Regions from separate parts of the Mus musculus genome. Here regions 1 and 3 are each linked to region 2. A link is a loop called in an ENCODE intact Hi-C map of the cell type or tissue named here. Cell type or tissue: left cerebral cortex. All regions are shown on one strand. Region 1 holds the start of Gm35569 (a long non-coding RNA gene). Region 2 overlaps Scn8a (sodium channel, voltage-gated, type VIII, alpha). Region 3 holds the start of Slc4a8 (solute carrier family 4 (anion exchanger), member 8).

The links. A loop is a pair of places that touch in the nucleus more often than their neighbours do. Peaks named below come from ENCODE experiments on the same cell type or tissue, not always from the same donor. Only the 100,000 strongest peaks of a DNase experiment are listed, where the experiment ranks them.
Region 1: it touches region 2 in a loop (2.5-fold over the local background); 4 of 42 quality-filtered maps call a loop at or near these places.
Region 3: it touches region 2 in a loop (2.8-fold over the local background); 4 of 42 quality-filtered maps call a loop at or near these places.

Annotation. Positions count from the first base shown.
Region 1 is chr15:100,826,791-100,834,790 of GRCm38, reverse strand. It overlaps Gm35569 (a long non-coding RNA gene), which reads left to right and starts at 784. Exons shown (of 2, transcript XR_384456.4): 1 at 784-4,235. In left cerebral cortex, a CTCF peak has its summit at 3,892 (motif pointing left); DNase peaks (open chromatin) are centred at 1,826, 2,431, 3,939 and 4,828; H3K27ac peaks cover 4,352 bases.
Region 2 is chr15:100,958,369-100,966,368 of GRCm38, reverse strand. Scn8a (sodium channel, voltage-gated, type VIII, alpha) reads right to left here. Exons shown (of 26, transcript NM_011323.3): 5 at 6,675-6,766. Among named protein-coding and RNA genes, the nearest start is that of Scn8a, 26 kb to the right of the region's middle. In left cerebral cortex, a CTCF peak has its summit at 4,612 (motif pointing right); DNase peaks (open chromatin) are centred at 1,856, 4,641 and 5,173; H3K27ac peaks cover 2,833 bases.
Region 3 is chr15:100,754,267-100,762,266 of GRCm38, reverse strand. It overlaps Slc4a8 (solute carrier family 4 (anion exchanger), member 8), which reads right to left and starts at 520. Exons shown (of 25, transcript NM_021530.2): 1 at 293-520. The coding sequence starts at 337. In left cerebral cortex, CTCF peaks have their summits at 423, 626, 4,667 (motif pointing left), 7,263 (motif pointing right) and 3 weaker places; DNase peaks (open chromatin) are centred at 573, 4,661 and 7,226; H3K4me3 peaks cover 1,180 bases; H3K27ac peaks cover 1,302 bases.

The DNA of each region.
Region 1 (8,000 bases), 130 kb after region 2:
TCTCTCTCTCTCTCTCTCTCTCTCTCTCTCTCTCTCTCTCTCTCTCTCTCCCTCCCTCCCTCCCTCCCTCCCTCCCCTTTCCTCCCCCCCCCTTTCTCTCTCCCTCTCCCTCTGCCTCTATCCCTTTCAGGTCCCTGCTCCATTCCCTGGCTCCCTTCCCCCACAAAAAAACTTCCTTTTGTACTAGGCCTGTGGTGACTCCTCAGGGAAATGCCTTGGCTGGCCCACTGAGGTGCTCCCACTGAGGTGCTCCCTCCCCCAGCATTAGAGCATATTTCACAAAACACAACACAGGGAAAGGCTTTTTGATTTTGTTTTTTTGGAGACAGGGTTTCTCTGTGTAGCCTTGGATGCCCTAGAACTCACTACGTAGACCAGGCTGGCCTTGAATTTGCAGAGATCTGCCTGCTTCTGCCTCCCGAGTGCTGAGATTGAAGGTGTGGGCCATCACATCTGATGTGAGAGAACTGGTGAACATCCAGACATCAGGAGGAGTCTAGAGCAGAGAGAGAGAAAAAAGTAGACTGGACCGGACTGGGGACAAACAGGAGCAGAGCAGTTGGGAGGGAGTGAGAGGGGAAGGGAGGGGGAGGGAGAGAGGAGGGAGGGAGAGGAGGGGAGGGGAGGTAGAGAGAGAGACAGAGAGGGGAGAGAGAGGGAGGGAGAGAGGAGGGAGGGAGAGGAGGGGAGGGGAGGTAGAGAGAGAGACAGAGAGGGGAGAGAGAGGGAGGGAGAGAATAAGAGAGGGAGGGAGAGAGTGGAGAGAGGGGGAGAGGAGGGAGAGTAAGAGAGAGAGACAGACAGACAGACAGACAGACAGAGTATAAAACAGCAGGATTGTAAGGAAGAATGAGTTAGCTGAGGGGCTGGAAACCCACAAACAGAAGGGAGTTTAGGGAGAGAAGGTGAAGTCTGCGTGGTCTCTGGGATGTGCATTGGGTGTGCATGACACTGAGGGATCCTGGAGGTCAGCCTGTGCTTTGTTAATAGGTACCACCTATTGTTAATAGGTACCACCGAAGATGTTTGTCCCTTCCTGCAAAGGTGAGGGAAAATGGCTCCTTTTGTAGAGAGGAACTGGCTTGGAAAGTTCCTGAGGAATACTGGCTTTTATCTAACTGACAATCATTTTCCTCTAGTCCAGGACCACCTTTTGGAATTTGTGGAACTGTAGTTTCCTGTGGCACTAACAGTCAGATTATACAGTACTAGGATTCAACCCAGGGCTCCGTATAAGCCAGGCTCTACCAACTGAACTACATTCACCGCCTCTCTCTTCTTGAAAGGTCTCACTCTGTATCTTAGGTTAGCCTGAAGTCATGTAGCCCAGGTTAGCCTCAGACTTATAATCCTCCTTTATGAATTGCCAAGCCCACTGTGTATCTTTAAGCTAAAATAGCCACTAGTAGATCGGGCCTCAAAGTCGGGCGGGTTAAATGTCTGTGTTCTGAGAACTGGAAAGCCTGTCAAGAAGCCTCAAGGGACAGGAGGAACAACACTGAGTAGCCCACTGGCCCTGAGTGCTCTCATCTTTAAGAAGGAAACAGAACTCTCCATTTCAAGGGTCTTCTGCATGAAGGAGAGCTCTGACAAGGGAGCCGGGCCCATGGCTGCCCTCCAGAATAGGCCAAATGGGATGCTGTCTTTCCAGAATGAACTTCTCTCTGGGGACCGCGGATGCTCTCTAACGCAGAGAGCCGGCAAGGCAGGGAAGCCACAGGGCCTGTGTCCCCTCCTGGGGCTGAGCAGGTTCTGATTGTGACAGAGGCTCCTGTGCTTCCTACCCTGAGGCGCTGAAGCAGCTCCCGCCCTCTGGAGCTGAGCTGCCTGCCGAGGAGGTGGTGAGAAACAATTCTGGGAATGCCTGGCAGACTCCTTGGCAGGGGCAGGGAGGGAGCAGGAGGCAGAGTGAGGGAAAGCATATTTAATACTATGAAATAATTGTATATTTGGATAATGAAAAAATAGTTGTTTTCCTGGTATTGCAGGAATTAAAGCAAGAAGAAACCCTGTGAGTGGGGAGACAGGGTTAGAAACAAGGAAAGCTCCTCTGGAGGCTCTGAGAGGTCAGAGGAGCTTCATAAACGGTTTTATTTTATGCTATGTGTCTGTGCACTGTATGTATGCCGGATCCCCTGGAACTGGACTTACAGTTACGAGCCATATGGGTGCTAGGAACCCCACCCCAGGTCCTCTGCAAGAGCAGCCAGTGCTCCTAACTGTTGAACCGCTTCTCTGGTTCAGGGTGGCAGGGCCTTGAAGACAGATCAGCCCACTCCGTAGATGTGCGATTTCAGGGAAATTACTCGGCATCTGGACCCTCAGTGCTTTCATCCATAAAATAGGAATAATTATGCCTCCTACACAGAGCTCCACAAATGGTTTTATTTGAAACCACATCTAGCCAAAAGCATTCCCGTGCCTTGTCAGTCCTGGGAGGAGTACGGGGAGGAGGTGGAGCTGGGGGTCCTGCAAGCAGGGACTAGAGATTCAGCCTGGGCAGCAGCCAGGGGAGACCAGGAGCTGGGGTTGAAGAGCATGAGGCCACACTTTTCCCTACATATGACGCAGCTGGTGCATTTGGCCTGCGCAAGGGGAGATGTGGGTGACGGGCTGGGAGTTGAGCTGTAGAAAGGAGAGTGGCTGCCTTACAGGGACAGCTAAAGAGTATGCAGGACTGTAGGCAGGTAGGTGCCACCTTCCCTTTCTCAGAGAGCAGCTGCTGAGTCAGGCATGGTGCACACAGTGGGTCAGGAGTCAGGGCGGCTGCTGAGATGGGCACAGTGCACACAGTGGGTCAGGAGTCAGGGTGGCTGCTGAGATGGGCACAGTGCACACAGTGGGTCAGGAGTCAGGGTGGCTGCTGAGATGGGCACAGTGCACACAGTGGGTCAGGAGTCAGGGTGGCTGCTGAGACAGCCACAGTGTGCACAGCGGGCCAGGAGTCAGGGAGGCCAATTTCTAGTTCTTTTATGGTGTTCATTCTCACCCTTCTTGGTCAGGGCTTTGCTAGTGGGATAGACTCTGATTCTAGGGATGCGTTTCACCTGCAGGGTCGGTGTAATGACTGTGGGTTGGGTCTCTTTCCACGGTGCCATAATACAGGTTTCCTCTGGTCAGAGGTTTCTACTATCTCTTTAAAGCCTGAGTCTATTGTCCTGTGATAATAGGAAGCTGTATTCTCCAGACAAGAGGTTGAAGGTCACACACCCTTTATTTTGTTATCAACACCAATATGTCAGTGCTAGGAGACACACAGGCACTAAATGGCCTCTTTTAGAGGTTCTGAGGGCCTCAGGACCGAAAGAAAGTCTCCCTACACACACACACACACACACACACACACACACACACACACACACACCTGATAGCATTATTGCAGGCTCTCAGCTGCTGGATTCCCAGACTCCAGTCTTCCCAGACCCTTCTGGTTGTTTCTCTGGTCCTCTAACCCAACTCCTTGGTCCCATGTCTAACTTTTATGGCTTCTGGCCCCCAGAATTGAGCCTGCAGAAGGATGTCTTCCCTCTGTCTAGATTCAAGAAATGTTGGCTGTGAGAGAGCTTAGAAGCCATGTACCCACAACTCCTCCATTCTACTGAACAGAGAACTAGATCCCTGGGAAGGAAATGAAGGCTTCTAACGGGCATCGTCAGGACCGGGGCCATTGAATCTACTGACTTCCCCTTGGCCAAGAGCATAGGACAAACATGATCCAGGGACCCCTATGGAAGGTTTACTCAGCTGGCCCCCACCAGTCATCAGCCTCCTGGGGCCAGAGAGATGGCTCAGAAGTCAAAAGCACTGGCTGTTCTTCTTGAAGATGGTGTTTGATCCCAAGCACCCAAGATTTCGCATTAATCACGTGAAACTCCAGTTCCAGGGGATCTGATGCCCTCTCCTGGCCTTCTCCAGTACTACAAGTGGTGCAGAAAAAAACACCCACATGCACAAATGGTAAGAAAAGACAGCTTCCTCCTCAGTTCTTATCCATGTGTGCCACCACCTTCCCAGTTGTGCTAAGCATAGGGGACAGTGTGCAGCATAGTAGAAATGTCGTCTTTAGCGAAGCCGGTGCAGATGTGACCAAAGCGAAGTGCTCAGCCCTCAAAGGTCTTTGGGGCCTAGAAAACTCGCTGAAACACGACTGTGCTTTGCATCCTAGCTCTGTCGCCTGCAGACCATGAGCAGTCAAATTGCTTAACTTTTGACCTGTTTCCACATCTAAGAACTAGGTGAGTAGCTCAGTGGGCTGCCGGGGGAGGTATATCATGCAGTTTGAATCACTGGCCTGGCATCTCGTGTACATTGACACGGTATGGGGAGTTCCACAGGAGAGGTGCAGGGGGCCAGAGTGGGGAGGCAGTGTAAGGGTCATGCTGTAGGGGTCTCACTACTATGGTCGCCTGGCAGAAAAGGTGCCCATGCTTGAATCAGGGCATCCCTGTGCTGAGGGCCCTCTAAGACAACACCGCCACATAAAAGGGTGTCGGCCAGTGTGGGATTGATTGGCACAGCACATCTAAGGTGGGTAGGAGAGGCGAGGGCAGTAGCAGGGGCTTGTTCAGCGGTGGGCATGACAGAGAGATGCATCTGGAGCCTGGGCAGCTGGCATGAGTCAGCCAAGCTCTCCTGTAAAGGGGCCTGGGAACGACAGCAGCAGGCAGGTGCAGGGGCCACCAGGACTACACCCTCCTCTGGTCTTACAATTTAACCTGGGTCTCATGTAATCCACCGCACACCGTGCCGAGGTCCCCACCCACCTGCTCTGCCTCAGAAGCAGACAGCCCCATCCCACTCTCTCTTCCCATCACCCGTTTGCGCCCTCCTCTCAGCTCAGACATCTGTTCCCCACCCACTCTTCACCGCCCTCCCCTCTCCCAGCCTGCTCCCAGGAAATGCTGTCTGTCTGCAGCACCCTTCCTTATCCCTGTCAGAGGCTCCTGTCCTTTCCTGTTCACCCTTCCACACCTGTAGCACCCTGGCGCCCCCTCCTCTAGTGTTGGCGGGGTTGGTACCAAGGTACAAAGGTCCTGGTACTGGGTCAGTGGGTGTGGCCAGGGTGTGTGATATTTGCTTATATGGAAATCTCACAGTGAACTCTATTAATTTGTACAAGTAATAGCTCTAAATAGGTGGCTGAGTAGGGGAAGTGCTCGCTGTGCAAAATGATGAGTCTGGGCTCCCAGCATTCACGTAAAGAGCATTTTACATGTGCAGGTGTCTGTGGCTAATTAATCCCAGTGCTGGGAGGCAGAGACAGGAGGATCCAAGGGGCTGCTGGCCAGCCAGTCTAGTCAGTCAGCTAATTATAAGCTCAGTGAGAGACCCTGTCTGGATAGGTAACATGGAAAGTGAGAGGGGGGAGATACCCCATGTTGACCTCTGGCCTCTTTATATGTACACGTATGTACGTGCACACACGAATAACACACACTTTTAAATAAGTTTAATAAGTCTGTGGCAATAGGAGACTGAACACAGCCTTTGATGCATGCCAAGCGGGAACTCAGTGCTGAGTTACACCTCCAGACCAGCGGTTATTAATCTTGAAAGAAAAAAAAAGTTTTAAAAAGTTTATTTGTGTGTGTTTTCTCTGCACATGCATGCATGTGCTGCATACATACCTGGTGCCTGCAGAAGCCAGAAGAGGGCATCAGATACAATGTAACCCGAGTTGCAGATGGTTGTGTGCTGCCTCACTGGGATGCTAGGAATCCGCCTAGAGTCCTTTGCAAGACTAGCAAGTGCTCTTAACTGCTGAGGCATCGCTCTTGCCTCTGAGAAAACAGTTCTTTAAAGACAAAAATGTCTAGAGCTTGGGAAGATAGTTCAGTGGGTAAGAACACTTGCTGTAAAAGTTCAAATCTCCAGCTCCCCTGTAAGAGGCCAGAAATGTGCACATGTGCCGATAATCCCACACTGGGGTTGAAGCAGAGACCGGAATCTCTGAGCTCACGGGCTGGCCAGCCCAGTGGATGTGATTAGCTCCAGTGAGATATCTTGCCTTGAAAAAGGTGATGCAGAGCGACAGAGGAAAACATCACCCTGTGGCCTCTACACACTCACATGGGCACACACTACACAGCACAGACCTACATGCACACACTCAGCTTCCCATGAGATAATCTGGCCCTTGCGTGTCTTTGGAGCATTTTCCTCAGGTGGAACATGAGGAAACACTGGAACATGTTTCGCTCCACCTACCCCACGCCCCAGGTGCAGTTGCTCCTTGGATCTAGCCTGTGGTTTTCCTGTGTCTCCGACTACCCCATTCCTGTCACTTCTGTATTGATCGAGCTACGTCAAGGTTATTCTCTGAGCATCCATCTCTCTTAGTGGAGTCCTGGCCAGGATTTAAGGTCTTCCTCTGGCTCCTAACTTTTTTTTAAGATTTATTTATTTTATGTGAGTACACCATTGCTTATGTTCAATAGCATCTGACTCAGCACAACTGTCAGCAGCACCGTCAGTCCTCCCACCTCAGGGCTCCTTTCTTTGGCTTCCCTGGCACTGACAGGACCCTTGCTGCCTACCACGCCTGGGGAACTCCGATGTTGCCGTTTACAGGTAGGTGCTCCAAACCGGAGTTTTGGGGAGAAACACGAGAAGAGCCCAGGACTCTGAGTCTCTTCCCCCTCCCTCTCAGCAGCTCCTTTTAAAAATGTGCTTTGGGCTTCTCTCTTTCTCCAGAGGCCTCTGAACAGACCATACTGGTCACTGTGAGGCCTGACCACCATCAGGCCCAGTGACACCTGAGCAGGTCGAGGCAGGTAATGGCTTATGTCACAACCTATCCGCCAGGACACCTGATCAGTGTTTTGTTTCCTGGCATCTGAAGGGGCCTTTCTCCTGGGAAAGGCTTTCCAGGTTGTTTGGCCATTTGGGAAGGGGGGAAAGTTGCATGTCCAGTGTTTGGAACAAACGCTTTCAGGGCATGTATGAGTGTTTTACTGTTTGGATTTGTTGCACGATTCCGGGATAAGGATTTGAGCTCTGGTTTGACTTCTTGACTCTTGTTGCGGGCAGTGTAGTTGGGGCGTCCCCCAGCTAGTGTAGCTTTGGTGTTTTGTTTTCTGGTATGACCTTTTCTCCTTCCTTACGGATCCGGCTGTTTTAGATGCAGACCCAGGGTTAGGAGCTGCCCTACCTTGCTTCCTCTTGCTGGGATAAAGGAAGCAGCTTAGGGAAAGGCGTTACCTGACTCGCACGCACATCAGCACATCACACTGAAAGCCATCACTGGAGGAAGTCAGGGCAGGAACCTAGGGGCTGGGACTGAAGCAGAGGCCAGGGAGGATTGCTGCTTACTGGCTTGCTCAGCCTGCATTCCTAGATACCCCAGAACCATCTGCTCAAGGGCGACGACACCACCTTCTACATCAATCGTCAATCAAGAAAATGTACTACTGCTATTTTTATAAACTTTTGTTTGATTTTTGATTTTTTGGTTTTGTGGGATTCTTTTCTGTGTGCTTTTTTTGTTGTTGGAAATTTCTTGGGTGTTTTTCTTTCCTTTTTTTTCTCTTGGAGAAAGAACATACAAAGTAGGGTGCATAGGGAGTGGGGGGGATCTGGGAGACTGGGGGAGAGGAAAATATGATATATATATATGTATATATATCATGTTTGTATATATATATATATATATATACACATATATATATACACACACACATATACATACATATACACACATACATGTGTATATACATACATACATATATATACATATATATATACACATACACACACACACACACACACACACACACACATATATATATATATATATATATATATATATATATATATATATATATATACTTTTTTTTTGGGTTTTTCGAGACAGGGTTTCTCTGTATAGCCCTGGCTGTCCTGGAACTCACTCTGTAGACCAGGCTGGCCTCGAACTCAGAAATCCGCCTGCCTCTGCCTCCCAAGTGCTGGGATTAAAGGTGTGAGGTGTGCACCACCACGCCCGGCATGAGCAAAATATT
Region 2 (8,000 bases):
TGTACAAGGTGACTCTCTCTTGGGAGTTGTGGATGTCAGCGTGGTCGTCTGACCTAAACCCAGACCCTTTCCTATAAGGACCTGGAGCAGGACAAGAAACAGTTATCTGGTCACGTGGCAGAAATACTAACATAAAACTGAGAGTTTGCAGCAGCCCTTCTGGGTCATTTAAAGAGTGATTAAGAACGTAGAGGGATTTGTACTCAGAAGGAAAGAAACAGACATGTGGAGAGAGAGAGGCAGAGACAAAGAACTCTCCGGTCTCTCGGGTCTCTGGGGTCTTCTGGCTCTGCGCTCTGCTTGCCTCAGAGGTGCCTGACTGGAGCCTGAAGCTTTCCAGAAGAGCTCCTGTCCCAGGCCTGGTGCTCACTTCCTAGAGATGGGCCTGAATCCTCACAAGCCGGTGTCTTGCTATCCCTTCTCCATCAGCCAGGCGTCACAGCTGAGGAAATCTGCAAACAGGAGTCCACAAAACTAAAGACACTTTCCTCAAGTGCTCTGACATCTGAGGCTTAGATTGTCTTGCTGGTGAGTTTGTTTAGCTTAAAGTTTAAAGTGGAAACTTAGCCGGGGATGACATTTCGGCTGCTTGTACTGCATAGAGGCTCAGAGAAATAAATCTTAATTAGGCGAGAGTAATCTCTAAGTCACACGAACAGCAGCAGTCATCTGCAAAGTGCTCTCCAAGATTCTCATCCAGATCTCAAAGGAAAAGAGAGGATGGCACAGGGGAAAGGACTGAGAAATGGCACCAGGTATGCAGGGGGAGGGCACCAGGTGTGCAGGAGGAAGGTACCAGGTATGCAGGGGAAGGGCACAAGGTGTGCAGGAGGAGGGCACCAGGTGTGCAGGAGGACACCAGGTGTTCAGGAGGAAGGTACCAGGTGTGCAGGGGGAGGGCACCAGGTGTGCAGGGGAAGGGCACCAGGTGTGCAGGAGGAAGGTACCAGATGTGCAGGAGGGGGGCACCAGGTGTGCAGGGGGAGGGCACCAGGTGTGCAGGAGGAAGGTACCAGGTATGCAGGGGAAGGGCACAAGGTGTGCAGGAGGGGGGCACCAGGTGTGCAGGGGGAGGGCACCAGGTGTGCAGGAGGAAGGTACCAGGTATGTAGGGGAAGGGCACAAGGTGTGCAGGAGGAGGGCACCAGGTGTGCAGGAGGACACCAGGTGTTCAAGAGGAAGGTACCAGGTGTGCAGGGAGAGGGCACCAGGTGTGCAGGGGAAGGGCACCAGGTGTGCAGGAGGAAGGTACCAGGTGTGCAGGGGGAGGGCACCAGGTGTGCAGGGGAAGGGCACTAGGTGTGCAGGGGGAGGGTACCAGGTGTGCAGGAGGAAGGTACCAGGTGTGCAGGAAGACACCAGGTGTGCAGGATGAGGACACATTACAGAGCAGTGCTGGTCAGGTCCTTAGCACTAGACAGTCCACCGAGCTGTACACTGGCCTCACTGGCAATTCCTCTTTCCCTGGGGCTGATAACAGAGCCACCGAATTTGCAGAGCTGTCAACAGTATTGTAGCCAGGTTGCCTGGTGTGGTTGCTCATGGAGAACATACAGTTAACCACCAAAAGCAGCGGTCGGCAGAGACACAAGACTCCTGGTGGAATTCATGACCTGGTGAGCCTGTGCAGAGTATGTAGACTGCCACTGCCCCGGCTGTCAAGAGAAGCTGCCCTGCCTCTTCTGTTGGCTCACAGCACCACACAGCAGAACAAGCAAGACCCTGAAAAGCTGGTTATCCAAATCAGAGCAGAATGCGCCTTCAAAACGACTCCTACACAACAGAGCACGCAAGAAGCCACGTGGGGGCAAATTGGACCACAAGAACTCCCGAGAGGCTAGCGTTAACCAGCATCAGCATGTACCCTCACAGAGGTTCATACATTTACCACAGACCTTGAAAGGACAGGAGGACTCAAGGTACGAAGGACAGCCTCCGGAGAGGCGGCTGGGTACTTTAGGGGTCTGGAGAAATAGGGGAAGCTGGCACTGCAGGCTTCTACTCCACTCTACGTCCAAAGGCACCTTTGGTCCCTTCTGTCACTGTGCGCAATAACCAGAAATCCCCTGAGCAAATTAATAAAGCCACCTGTGTGCTGTGTCCAGAGAAGCAGCCATGCATGTTGGGAACAATCTGTGGCTATGGAGGTCCAATTACTCATAAAGTTAATTCAAATTCCCATTTGCTGCTCAGGTTGAGACGTGTAAGCAGTTTGAAGCCATGTGAGCTGATTTCTCACGAAATGAATGTTGGAATCACTCTCGGCCAGACAGAAAGGAGAGCTCCGGGCTGGAGAGATGGCTCAGTGGTTAAGAGCACTGACTGCTCTTCCAGAGGTCCTGAGTTCAATTCCCAGCAACCACATGGTGGCTCACAACCATCTGTAATGGGATCTGATACTTCTTCTAATGTGTCTGAAGACAGCTACAGTGTACTCATATACATAATATAAATAAATCTTCAAAAAAATTTTTAAAAAAAGAAAGGAGAGCCCCCAGTGCCCATCAGTCCGGCTAGTCCCAGGAGTAAAGCAAGCCTCGTTCACTTTCTGCCTGGGGATGCTGGCTCTCTCTTTTTCTTTTTCCACCTAGGACCACTATTACTTTTGGTTATTTTTCCTTAATATTTTCAACATAGAGGAAGAGAAACACAAAAGCAACAAGATTTAAAACTTGAATGTTTAAAAAGAAACAATCAGCCTGGTGGTGGTGGAAGAAGCCTATATAATCTATATAATAGAAGTCTATATAATCTATATAATAGAAGTCTATATAATCTATATAATCCCAGCACTCGGGAGGCAGAGGCAGGCGGATTTCTGAGCTGAAGCCAGCCTGGTCTACAGAGTGAGTTCTAGTATAGCCAGGGCTACACAGAGAAACCCTGTCACAAAGTACACAAACTACAAAGATAAATAAATAAAACCAAACCATCAATGACTATAGTCTTAAAGCATCTTTCTACCCTGCCGCTAAGCAGGAAAAGCTGCCACGTATGCAATGTATACGTTTAAAGAAAAGGCTTTGGGAAAACTGGGCAGGAAGAAAAAGCCACTCACACTGTCTGTTTGCTACCTGAACTCACTGGGAAGGAATGGAAGAAACAGAAATGAACATAGAGAAAGGAAATGTCCAAGAGAAGTATAAGGCAGACCCACAACTCTGAAGACAGCAGTATGTCTTAGCACTGGGAGCTGCAGGTTCGCCTGGGAGCCCACCACAGCACCCAGAGCTGCAGTTCTCCCTCGCTCCAGGTCTGACCAAGGTGAAGGAAGGGTCCTCTCCAGGAGAACTCCTGAGATCAGGGCAGGTGTTAGGTGACACTTCCGATGGAGTCAACAGATGATCACTTTCTGCCCTGGCCGCCACTGAATAAAAAGCGAGAGCAGTGGTGGCCCACACCTTTAATCCCAGCACTTGGGAGGCAGAGGCAGGCGGATTTCTGAGTTCGAGGCCAGCCTGGTCTACAAAGTGAGTTCCAGGACAGCCAGGGCTACACAGAGAAACCCTGTCTCAAAAACAACAACAAAACAAAATTAAGAAAGAAAGATGTGAACTTCCCAGCAGAATAGCTCCATGTCAGGGGGAACCTCACCAATTCTGCCCCCAAAACAATGGCTCTCTCAGCACAGAGGTATGCACCGTTCTCCAAGATGATGCCTTCGAAGCAAAGAAGAAGCCACAAGTGGCCTGTCTGCCCAATCTTGAGCCATCAAATAAGTAGGGTCAGAATGTGAGATTGGTCTTTTGTAAGTGCCACGGAGGTTCTTGGGGAAAGACTTCTTATACAAAAGGTTGGCGTGTACTAATAGAATCCTGGCTGACCTGACACATTCAAAACAACTACCAAGATGTAAAACTGAAAAAAACAAAAACAAAAGCAAAACGCTAACCAGGACAAGATGGGGTGAAGGCTCTCGGCAAGCATTTCTCACATGAGAGCTGAGCTGCAGAGATTGCCACGAGATCTTACAGGCTCCGTGTTGTGTCAACTCCTGGTTACCCTCTGAAGCAGCTAATCTGGACTGTCAACTTGACAGGGTTTGGAATTGCTAAGAGACAAGCTTCTGGGGCGTGTCCGAGAGGGTGTCCATGCAGGTTTCAATGAGGTGCAGAAAGTCTACCCTCAGGGTTGGGTGTGGCCATTCCACGAGCTAGGGTCCTGCACTAAACACAAAGGCCAGCGGCGTGGCAAGCATCGAGCATCAGGGAGCATCGCGCTAGCTGTGTACCCGTGTGACCAGTGGCCCCATGTTCCTGCCGCCATACCTGCTCACATGATGGACTGCACTTCTCTATGCAACACGAACCCTCCCTCCTTCGGTTGCTTTCATCAGACAGTCTGTCACGAAAGCCTGAAAAGTGACCGATATGCCCAGGCTTCCTTTCATAGCCCTAACCGCTTCAGGAAAAGCCTAAGATCCAAATGGCTAATGGGAGAAGGGGGAGAGCGGAAAATCCTTCTGACGTGGTTGTGTACATGACTTTAGTGTTTACTGAGAGCTACTGTGTCCCAGCTCTGCAACCTGGGAGCAAAGTAACTTTGACTTTTTTTTTTTTTTTTTTTTTTTTAAGCAAGAGATAGCTGCTGATCCACTGATGTACACAAGGTGGCCCCACCTTGGAAGGAAACATGGATAGCTTACAGGAACAGGACATCAGCCCTCCAGGGAATGACAGACAAGTTCCGAATTCTACAGAAGATGCCAACACCTGGGTTTCCCTCAGAAATGCTTAACAGCGAGAAAAAGCTTTGTCACTGACAGGACTGCTAGCTTTACTATAGTTAAAGTTAGTTTTTCATCACAGTTAGCTTCCCAAAGCTCGACTCGGGGGGGGGGGGGGCGTGGGGAGGGGTCACTTATGGGAATAGTAATCCGAGAATCTACCTCAGACCGTGAAGCTTGGACATAGACCTTTTATTGGGCTTTTACGGTAAGTGCTTCTAGTACAAGCATTTATGCAGCACTGCTGTGGACCAGGCCCTATGCTATAGACACTACATATTTACACATGCACACGCATGCACACACGCTACAGAGTATTAAGTAACCTGACAGGAATTACTTTGCAGAAATTCCCGGCTTGAAAGTTAACCCTACAGCAGAGACAAGAACAGCAGTGATGAGCCAGGCTGGGGAGAGCATCTGCTGCCCCAGTTAGTGAACAGAACACAGCTTTCCGATTTAATTCTGGAAGAGAAGTTTTGAGATCACAAGAACATAAAGAGACAGATGCCTCGCAGGGTGTGCTGGGGAGATGAGCAGGAACATGGAATCGTGTTAAAGGGGCCAGAGGAGCAGAGAGACCAAGGGGAAAGGGAAAGGAGAGACATGGTGGTCCAGCTGCTGCAGATGAAGGCCTGCCTGGGGGTTACCACCCTTGTGGTTCCTCTCCTCACACCTCAGATCTCTGTGTCCCCACCCCCACCCCCTCACCTAGGACACTGGCGTGATGTTGAATAGAGGATAAAAGAACGGTTTCTGTAATCAGCCACAAGAGGAGGGCCTACAAGATCAGGCGATGGTGCTTGCTCAGCACCCTGTTTCCATAGAACCCAGGGGACAGCGGGACTCTAAGGAGTCTCCCTTTCTCTCCTCGACCCTAGCTAAAGCCCAGACGGCATCAACATGCCTTTGTCTCTGCCTCGTTGCTGTCAGTCTTAACCTCAAACATACCTTCCCTTCTAGATTTCAAGGCCGGTTGGTTCTTAGAAAGGTTATTTCCCCGGATGCAATGATTTTAGATGACAGAATCTTAACCTGATGGTGGATGGGGTGTCTGTGAAATTTCATCTGTGTCTCTAGGGGACCAAAAACCCTCAAGAGATTTAGAACCACTGAGCTAGCTGGACCAGGTCAGAGTAAAAGGCAAATATCTTTAGGAGATTGTCACTGAACTAGTCTTCCGCCCACTCTCTTCTTCCTTTCGTCCCTTCCAGTTTCTCCGATTTTTGTTTACGGCTTACCTTTGACTTTAAATCAGCACCTGTATACGCTCTCACCGGGGTTTGCACTTGAGAGCGACCCCTGAGACCCCTGAGTCTGCTCCCAGGAGACACCTACCAGGTCTCACTCTACCGAAGCAGACACTTGCAAAATATGGGAGACGGTAACTTAAAATCTGTCTCACTGACTTCCAAGCCTTCTCCACTTTAACTAGTCTGACCTGACTAGTTAACTGGGCAAGTTGCTCCTTGACTAAAATGATTACATTCGTATAACACCAGTAAAAGTACAAGTCTTTGGATAACATGCTGTTGGCAGAACATGCTACGGGAAGTCTGAAATCACAAGCAGTGGAATGGGGGTGGATATTAAAGACACTGTAATTCCATGAGGCCATGATTCGAGTGGTCCACATACAGAGGCACAGCCCACCCCGGTACACCTCTCCTCGGGTGCTGTGAGGGCCTAAGGGTTTATAAGCATGTGCTTTTTTTATTTTTTATTTCAAACGCATGGATGGAATGAGAGCCGCATGCCCGGCAAGCAAGGTCCGAGACGTCTGCCTCAGGACCAAAGGGCCATTCCAGAGAATTCTTCTCAGGGGGAAGCATGCAGAGCGAGACAAGGCATATCAGATGTGCCGATCCCAGGTTCAAATGTGGCAGACATTACGAATGGGAGGAAGTAGGAGCGTGGCAAGACTGGTCTTGTGCACGAATTCGCTCACCTGGAATTACAGAGATAGTTTTCAAAGCTCGGAGAACCCTGAATGTTCTCAGCGCTGAGACATTGCCCAGGTCCACAAACTCTGTCACATATCTGTAGTGAGGGAGGTCACACACAGACACAAATGACAAACACGGGTACAGACACAAACACCAAAGGAAAAAAAAAAACACACACACAAAACCACAACAAAACAAAAAAAAGTACAATACGTCACGTCAGGGCCCTAACCCAACACCTGACACCAAGCCCGGGCCGTCTTACCTGGGATTACCGAAATAGTTTTCAAAGCCCTCAGTACCCTGAAAGTGCGTAGAGCTGAAACATTGCCTAGGTTTACAAACTCTGTTATATACCTGCAGAATCAAACCAAAGTTAACTTGTAATGGTATCACTGGGTGGGGGTTTGAAAACAGGGGGGAAGAAAGGGTCTTATATACAAGTTATGATTTTATTGTGTTCCCCTGAAAAAAGAAAAATTTCAAAATATAAACATTTAAGGAACAGGTATTTAAAAAAAATGGGCAAGAAGAATTCAGAGTATATTCTAAAGAATTGATAATCCAGGGCGTTCTGGGGTTTACTCTCTTAATTGGTGTGTGGTGTGCTAATTTTATCAGAGTAACTTGACTGTCAGCCCATTTACCTTTCTTTAGGAAGAGAGAAGGCCACTAGGTATCAAAGATATATGTTCCCAATTTTATGAACAATTCCCTAAGAAACAGAGGCATGTGTTTGTTTGTTTGTTTGTTTGTTTGTTTGTAGCAAGAGCCTCACAAAAAAAAAAACCCAAATTCACGTTAAAGGAATCCCCTGGTTGACAAAGCCAAATGCCGATGTGGCAGTATCCCTAGGAGTTGTATGTATGTTTTGCAGTCATGTCTGCAGATGAAGTTTTATCCTGTGGCAGATAAAAGTAAGGCTCAGGAAAAAAAAAATCCAGATCATGAGATCAGAGCAAAAATCCAGTCATGTGCCCACTGTATCAGCAGCCTTGTGTCTACTGAGGACACAGATTTCTAAACGCACACCAATCAATGTAGATTCTAAAATGCTAGAGTAGAGAGTGTCTCCCTAGAATAAAGTGTCACTTCTGTTTGCAGACATGCAGCACACATCACGCTCTCCCATCTCACAGTGGAACGACATCTTCCTCCTGATAATCGCCTGCCCCCGCCCCACCCCACCCCCCCACAAACATTTTCTTCTGTTCACACATCTTTATACACACGAGCTGTACCCCACTCTAGGTCTCCCCTTAAATGATAAAGTACTTTCTTAACACAAAAATAAAAATACTACAGCCACCATCAGCTAAATTTCTCAA
Region 3 (8,000 bases), 200 kb after region 2:
CAGCATAACTAGGCAAGGCCAGAAGCCGGTGTGGGCCGCCAACCGGGACCCGCGGACAGAGGTCACTGCTCCGGGACACCGGGCAGCCGGCGACGCAGGGGATGCTGCAGTGCCGGCGGCTCCGGGCTCGGCCCAAGGTCACCCTCCCCGGCCACCCGGAGCGCCCCCTGGCGTCCCGTGCGGGCCTCCCCCCTGCCCTCGGGGACACGCCTGGAACCCCGGCTGGGGCAGGAGCGGGGCGGTGGGCAGAACACCGAGGCTGAGCCGGGGAGGAGCGGGAGGCGGGGCCCACCTGATAGCTGAGGACGCCGTCCGGCTCGTTGCTCCCGGCGGGCATGGCCGGGCGGAGCCTGGTCTCGCCGGTAGGTTCCAGGTTGAGCTGCAGCAGTCCGCGCCCTGTAGTCCAGTGTGAGACGATCGCACGCGCAGCGACCCCTACCCTGGATCCAAGGATCGGTCAACCATCAACCGGCGCCACCTTCATAGCCATCAGCCCGCGAGGCGCCCGCAGCAGCCAATCAGAGGGCGCCCCGAGCAGCCAATCAGCGCGCGGAGCACGGGAGGACGCTGTCCGGCGGTACCCTGGGCTACCAGGAAGAAGGGAGGAGGGCGCCAGAGAGCCAACCCCCTCCCCGCGCCGGTTGCCTTAGAAACCGCCTCCCCCCTTAGGGGGCCTCCGGGCTCCGAGGTCCTTCCTACTGCTTGCTAGGAACTGAAAATCCCTGCCTCTGTTTGCAGCTGCACCTGACTCTTGGGAAAGTGTCAGGTTTACCTGTTCTGATTTTATTCCTCGGAAGATGGGTTTTAAATTAATAGAAAATTTCCCTCCGAAACCAAGATGGCAGGAGGAAGTAATGAGAAGAGAGAGCCTTCTAAAATTACTTTTAACCCTTGAGTTAGTGGCCAGATTGAAGAGCGTTAGAGAGCAGCAGACAGGAAGCAGTCAAAGAGGCTGAGACTCGGGTCTCCCCAGTCTAAGACTGACAGCAGACAGTGGGGGTTGAGCTGAGGGTGATTTCAACGTGTCCAAAAGACATACTGTAAGACGAATTATTGTTCAGCAGCGGAACTAACCGATCTGAGGCGAGGTTGGAAAGTGAGGAGTAAGGCATTCGACTTGATCTGAGTTTAAAAGGAAACAGAGTAGGTTAACCATCCGTAGCTTGAGAGAAAGAAAGGGGCCTTTGTCTTCTGTCTCCTGAGAGTGGAGGTGAGTCCAAGCCATTGAGGGGAAAGGGATCGTGGCAATCAATCTCAGCCTCTGCCAAAACTGCAGAAAGGAGCATGACCCAGTACATGTCAAAGTTCAACCCTTATGGTGGTGCAGGCTCATCTAGCCCTCAGGAGGCTGAGGCAGGATAGCAGCAAGTTCAAGCCTGCCTAGACTTCCTGGTTAGACCTTATCTCACACAAAAATATTTTTTTTCAATCTCCACATATCATCAGTACACACTGTAATCAAAATAAGAAACAAGATTGGGCCTTAATGTCTCTGGAGCTGGGGAAATGGCTCGGTCTAAAAAGTTCTTACCATATAAGTGTGAGGAGCAGAGTTCAATCCGCAGCACCTAGGAAAACTGGGTCTGGAGGCAAAAGCTTGTGATCTCAGTGCTGGGGAAGGTAGAGACGGCAGAGTCCCCGGAGCTTGCCAGCCAGCCTCAGTCTCAACCAATCCATGATGAGCTGCAGACTTGGTGGGAGATTCTGTCAGAGAGTGCTGGAGAGACAGCTCAGCAGCTAAGGGAACTTGTTGCTGTTCTAGAGGACCTGGGTTGGGTTCCGGGTCCTCCATGGAGGCTCATAACCATCCAGAATGCCAGTCCCAGGGAATTTTTTCATCTCTTCTGAGCTCCTCAGGTGCAAGAAATAAATGTAGCACACAGACATAGATGCAGGCAGAACACCAATGCACATTAGAAAAAAAAAAAAATAGCCTCGCAGTGGTGGCACACACCTTTAATCCCAGCACTTGGGAGGCAGAGACAGGCGGGTTTCTGAGTTTGAGGCAGCCTGGTCTACAAAGTGAGTTCCAGGACAGCCAGGGCTACACAGAGAAACCCTGTCTTGAAACAACACAACAACAACAACAACAACAACAACAACAACAACAATAGTGGAGAGCTATTGAGGAAGGTGTCTGCCATCAAACTCTGGCCTCCACATGCATACTTATACATGAGTACACACATAAATGTGCACATGTACACACTCACACACGCATGTGCATGCATGCACATCATTTTTTAAATAAGATTTAAGTATGTGATTACACTGTCGCTGTCTTCAGACACACACCAGAAGAGGGCATCAGATCCCATTACAGGTGGTTGTGAGCCACCGTGTGGTTGCTTGGATTTGAACTCAGGACCTCTGGAAGAGCAGTCAGTGCTCATAACCCCAGAGCCATCTCTCCAGCCATCACTCACATCATTATTTTTGATCATCTATAAAAGGAACCTTGCCTGGTTATCATCTCACAACGTTTTTTCTTTCTATGCCTTTGTACTCCACATAGCTTCAGAGGTTGCTAGGCATCTAGAAGATTGCAAATATATGTATGTTTATTTCAATCTATTTATACATGTATTGAGGTTCAGCGAAATGGCTCAGCAGGTGACACCACTCATCACCAAGCTTCATTATCCGAATCTGATCCCCCAGGACCTACACGATGTAAAAAGAAACCCACTCTTGCAAGCTGACCTCAGACCTCCATGTGCACAGCACGGCTTGTGCGTGTGCGCACACACCTGCCAGGGTGAAGAGAGCAAACATCTCCAGTCTGGGGCCAAGATTTGAGAGTGGTAACATGCAGAGTAGCCACAGTCGGTCCAACACGGAAAACAGTAGTGAAAAGAGCAGTAGAAAGAAATGTTATAATTAGAAGATGTTCTGGTAAGGCTGGAGAGATGGCTCGGCGGTTAAGAGCACTGACTCCTCTTCCAGAGGTCCAGAGTTCAATTCCCAGCAGCCACATGGTGGCTCACAGCCATCTGTAATGGGATCTGATGCCCTCTTCTGGTGTGTCTGAAGACAGTGACTCTGTTCTCATATACAAAAAATAAATCTAAAGGAAAAAAAACAGTGGGGTGGGGTGGGGAAGCAACTCGGTGACAGTCATCCCAACCAGTCCTAGTGAAGGGCACAACTCTAGGTCAGCCAGGTACTCAGTACAGACTTGATGCTGAAGGGGAGCAGGAGGCACACTTGGGAAGCTGGACAGGATGCTGGAGGCTTTGAGATCAATCTGTCAATATAGGGAGAACCCTGTAAGCTCTAAACTCTGTCTCTTTTTGTTTGTTTTTTTGTTTTTGGAGGCAGGGTTTCTCTGTGTAGCCCTGGCTCCTGGAACTCACTCTGTAGACCAGGCTGGCCTCAAACTCAGAAACCTGCCTGTCTCTGCCTCCCAAGTGCTGGGATTATAGGCGTGCGCCACCACATCACGCCCAAGGCAACTCTTATAAGGACAACGTTTAATTGGGGCTGGCTTACAGGTTCCGTGGTTCAGTCCATTATCATCAAGGCAGGAACATGACAGCATCCAGGCAGGCCTACATCTTCATCTAAAGGCTGCTAGCAGAATACTGGCTTCCAGGCAGCTAGCCTTAAAGTCTACTCGCACAGTGACACACCTACTCCAACAGGACCACACCTAATAGTGCCACTCCCTGGGCTGAGCATATACAAACCACAACAGCTGGATAATAGATTCAAACTTTACTTTCCTTGTATAATAATGATAATAATAATAATAATGATAATAATATTAGCCGGGGGGTGGTGGCACACGCCTTTAATCCCAGCACTTGGAAGGCAGAGGGAGGCAGATTTCTGAGTTCGAGGCCAGCCTGGTCTACAGAGTGAGTTCTGGGACAGCCAGGGCTACACAGAGAAACCTGTCTCAAAAAAAACCAAAAAATACACACACACACACACACAAATATATATATATATCATGCCATTAAAGGTTTTAGGGAGCCATCCCTCCAGGCACCAGGGCCTAGTGAAATAAATGTGCCATTTATCGAAGTAGTCATAGCATCTCTGTTATTTCTCGGTCTCACTAATGAGAAAATTGAGTCACGGAGAAACCAAGCAACGTCTAGGTCAGGCAGTCACTAAGCAGGGATTCAATCATTATTTGTTAATTAAAATGGCTTTACTGAGAGCTCTGTATCCTGTGTCTTGGGTGCTGGACAAACAGCAATGAGAAAAGCTTCCCCACCCCCCAACCCCCCGGAACTCGGAACTTAGTGAGGAGACAGGAATCAAGTAGAAGAGACCACTGTAAGCTATGGCAGCTACTGTGAAGGCTGTGACAGAACGAACACGGTTACACCAGAGAGGGCGCTCTGTGGAGCCAAGGACAGCCCAAGAGTCCAGCGTGTCAAAGAGAGCCTGTCTGGCTCAGGAGTTCCTGGGCAACGTGCAGCTACCAGAAGGTGGGATGGATTACAGCACAAACCCAAAGCAGAGTGTTCATTAAAGATGGCTAAAGGTGGTGGCCAAAGGGAGGATGTGCCCAAATACCTAACTGTCCCCACAAGACAGATCTCAGCCACCCACGGAAGGAGAGGGCAGGGTAGGGCAAGGATTTCCAGGAGTCCTCCCTAGATCTGGTTTCCCTTTAGCTGCAAAGAGGCAGGACCTGTGGCCCTTGAGGGTCAAGTGCGCCATCTTCAGGCCAGTTATGTGAATTACAAAAGTATGCCAGGAGCAGAGTCTGACACTGCAGGCTCCTCTCCCAGGGCTCATTTGGTCTTCCCTTTCCAAGCCATACAGACACACACAGAACCACCGGGACAACTTCACCTGATCCAAGCCACAACTCTGTGAGGCAGACTGAGATAGACTCTGATCCCATTTCACAGATGAGAAGCTTAAACTTAGCGGTGTCAGTTGACCCAGGTCACCCACCCAAAACAGCAAGTGCACAGAGACAGAGACGCTTGGGCTGAGGTCAGCCGTATCTGACCCCGGAGGCCACGCGTGGGCGTCCATCCTTCCCTCGGGATGCCTGGGAGCTTCCCTGGCTTTTAAGGCCCCGCCTCATTGGTCTTCCCGAGCTCGCCTCTGTTCCTCTCAGCTCTTTAGTGTTGGTGAGTCTTACAGTCCGGGAGGAGGAAGCAGGTCTAAACTCCTGGATACACAACAAATCTCTTAAGTCTCTTTCCAGGTAAATATACAAAGCCCAGGAATTTGCATAGTGTAAACAGACATGGCCAGGGACAGAGTGGCTCTGAAGAGACTCTAGAAGGCTAGGCCATCGGTGTGTAAACACTGTAAAGTACACTTCACACAAATTAAGATGGCCACCTAGTCACTCAATGTTCGAATCCTAAAGTATGACAGTTGTTCATGTTTCACCCTCAACCAAAGTCTTTATGTGTGGGAATGTGTGTGCATGTGTGTGTGAGAGGGAGTGTATTTGTGTAAATGTGAGTGAATGTGTGTGTGCATGTGTGTGAGTGTGAATGTGAGTGTGAATATGTGTCTGTGAATGTGTGTGTGTGGATTGTGCATGTGTGTAAAGTGTATGAGTGTTATAGTGTGTGCATGTCTGTAAAGTGTGTGGTTGTGAATGTGTGCATGTGTGTGTGAGAGGGAGTGTATTTGTATAAATGTGTGTGAGTGAATGTGTGCATGTATGTGCATGTGTGTGTGAAAGTATGAATGTGAATATGTGAGTGTGAATGTGTGTGAATGTGTGTGCATGTGTGTAAAGTGTATGAGTGTGAATGTGTGTGCATGTGTGTAAAGTGTGAGTATGAAAGTGTGTGCATGTGTATGTATGTGCACTGTGTGAGAGGGAGTATATGTGAATGTGTGCATGTGTGTGCATGTGTGTGAATGTGGATGTGTGAGTGTGTATGTCTGTACATGTGTGTGAGTGTGAGTGTGTGTGCATGTGTGTGTGAATGTATGTGCATTGTGTGGGAGGGAGTATATGTGAGTGTGTGTGAGTGAATGAGTGCATGTGTGTGCATGCATGTGAGTGTGAATGTGTGTGCATGTGTGAGTGTGAATGTGTGAGTGTGTGAGTGTGAATGTGAGAAAAAAATGACAAAATGCAAGAAACAAAACATCTGAGAAAATGTTCTGTAATTGCAATCAATTTTTTTTTCATCAAAAGCTTCTTATTTTGTCCATCAGTTTTCGTCTGTCCCCATCCTTGGCACCCAGCCAGGGGTTCCTTCCTCACTCGCATTGGGCTCTCCAGCTGACCCTATATTGGACTTTATGTCTGAGTTGTTTGTTTGTTTGTTTGTTTGTTTCCTTTTTGTCCAGTAGTGAGGAATGAACTCAGGTACACGGTACATGCTAGGGGAACACTCTACCAACTGAGCTACATCCCTAGCCCTTCCTGTCCTTTTCAAATTTAAAAATTTTGTCTCTTGATATCTCTCTTAACTACAAGTCTAAGCCCAAGAAAAGGTTGGAGAAAAGATGGATCCAAGGAAAGACTTAATTAGGGCTTGTTCTCCTGTGTAGTCATGGAGCGTTTCCTGTGGAAGGAAAGGAGGCGGTGACTCTTGTCGCCAGAAAGGTTCAGCAGGTGCATGGTTTGATTTCAGCCTCTGCCAAGTCACAGCCTATCTAGCAGAGAGATGAGAGAATGCAATTCTCTTTGTTCATAGCCCGCTGCCAGCCTGGAACATGGCAAATCACGGGGGGGGGGGGGGGGGACGACACAAAACTGAAATGCCAGTAGAGAGAGAGGGAGAGGAGAAAGCGCTCCGATGGCTCTCACTCCCCCTCACCATCAACAGCACCCAGAGCTCCCTTGTGCGGACTTTACACCTTGCTCCAGACTCCTTGAAGCTCTGAGATGAAGTGCAGAGGCCAGGGCCCGCCCCCCACCTCCCCTGCCTTCTTTACAACTCTGATTAAGACAATTAGGCAGAGCAGAGAACCGGAAAGGAGGGGTGGGGCCCAGAACAAAACAGAGAAATCTTAGAAAATTGTCACACGCAAGCAAGAACGCTTGCGTGAGGGGGCTGTGGGACTCCTGTACCTGGCAGGAAGCCCTTCTCAAATTTGCAAGAAGCAGGTGTTCCCGGAGCACCACTTGCCAAAGCTCTCGATACCAAATCTGAGCCCTTTTGTGTTGTGTTAAACACACTTGTCTTATCTGCTTCTAACCAAGCCTAACCCTACTCAGAAAGGTTTGTTTAAAGTCAGTTCACTGAATATCTTATCTTCCCGGGATAAAATCTGAGTTTAACAATATACTCAGACAGGAAGTGCCTGACTCACTTCTAGCCCTCAGGCCTGGCCTAGCCTGAAGGTGGCGGCAAATCCCACCTTCTGTAGAGCATTGAGGAAGGGAGGCGGGGAGACAGAGACAGACACAGACAGACAGACAGACAGATGGGGGGGAGAGGGAGAGACAGACAGACAGAGAGAGGGAGAGAGAGACAAGGAGAGAGACAGGGAGAGACAGAGAGGGAGAGACAGACAGACAGAGGGTGAGGGAGAGACAGACAGAGACAGAGAGAGACAGACAAAGACAGAGAGAAAAAGACAGACAGAGAGAAAGACAGACAGACAGAGAGACAGAGACAAAGACAGAGACAGACAGAAACAGAGAGGCAGACAGAAAAAAGAGACACAGAGAGAAAGACAGAGAGAGAGAGAGAGAGAGAGAGAGAGAGAGAGACAGGGAGAGACAGAATCAGACAGAGACACAGAGACAGAGCTTGGTAAACTTTTTAAAGCCACCCTTTTCCTCATTTGTCTTCAATGCACATGCTTACTTTTATAGACTTGGGGGCTGAAATGTGGGGAAGTAGAAGGGACCAGTTAATAAGCTGGTTGTTTTGGAACTAAAGATGCTTCAGGATCTCGTGATATCTCAGTGGTTAAGAGCACTGTGACAAATCATTGTTGTGATTTTTGTCAACTTGAAACAAGCTCGAGTCATCTGAGATGACCAGATCATCCCAGTCAGCCTGTAGGCTAGCCTGAGAACTGATTGATTGATGTTGGAAGGCTCAGCC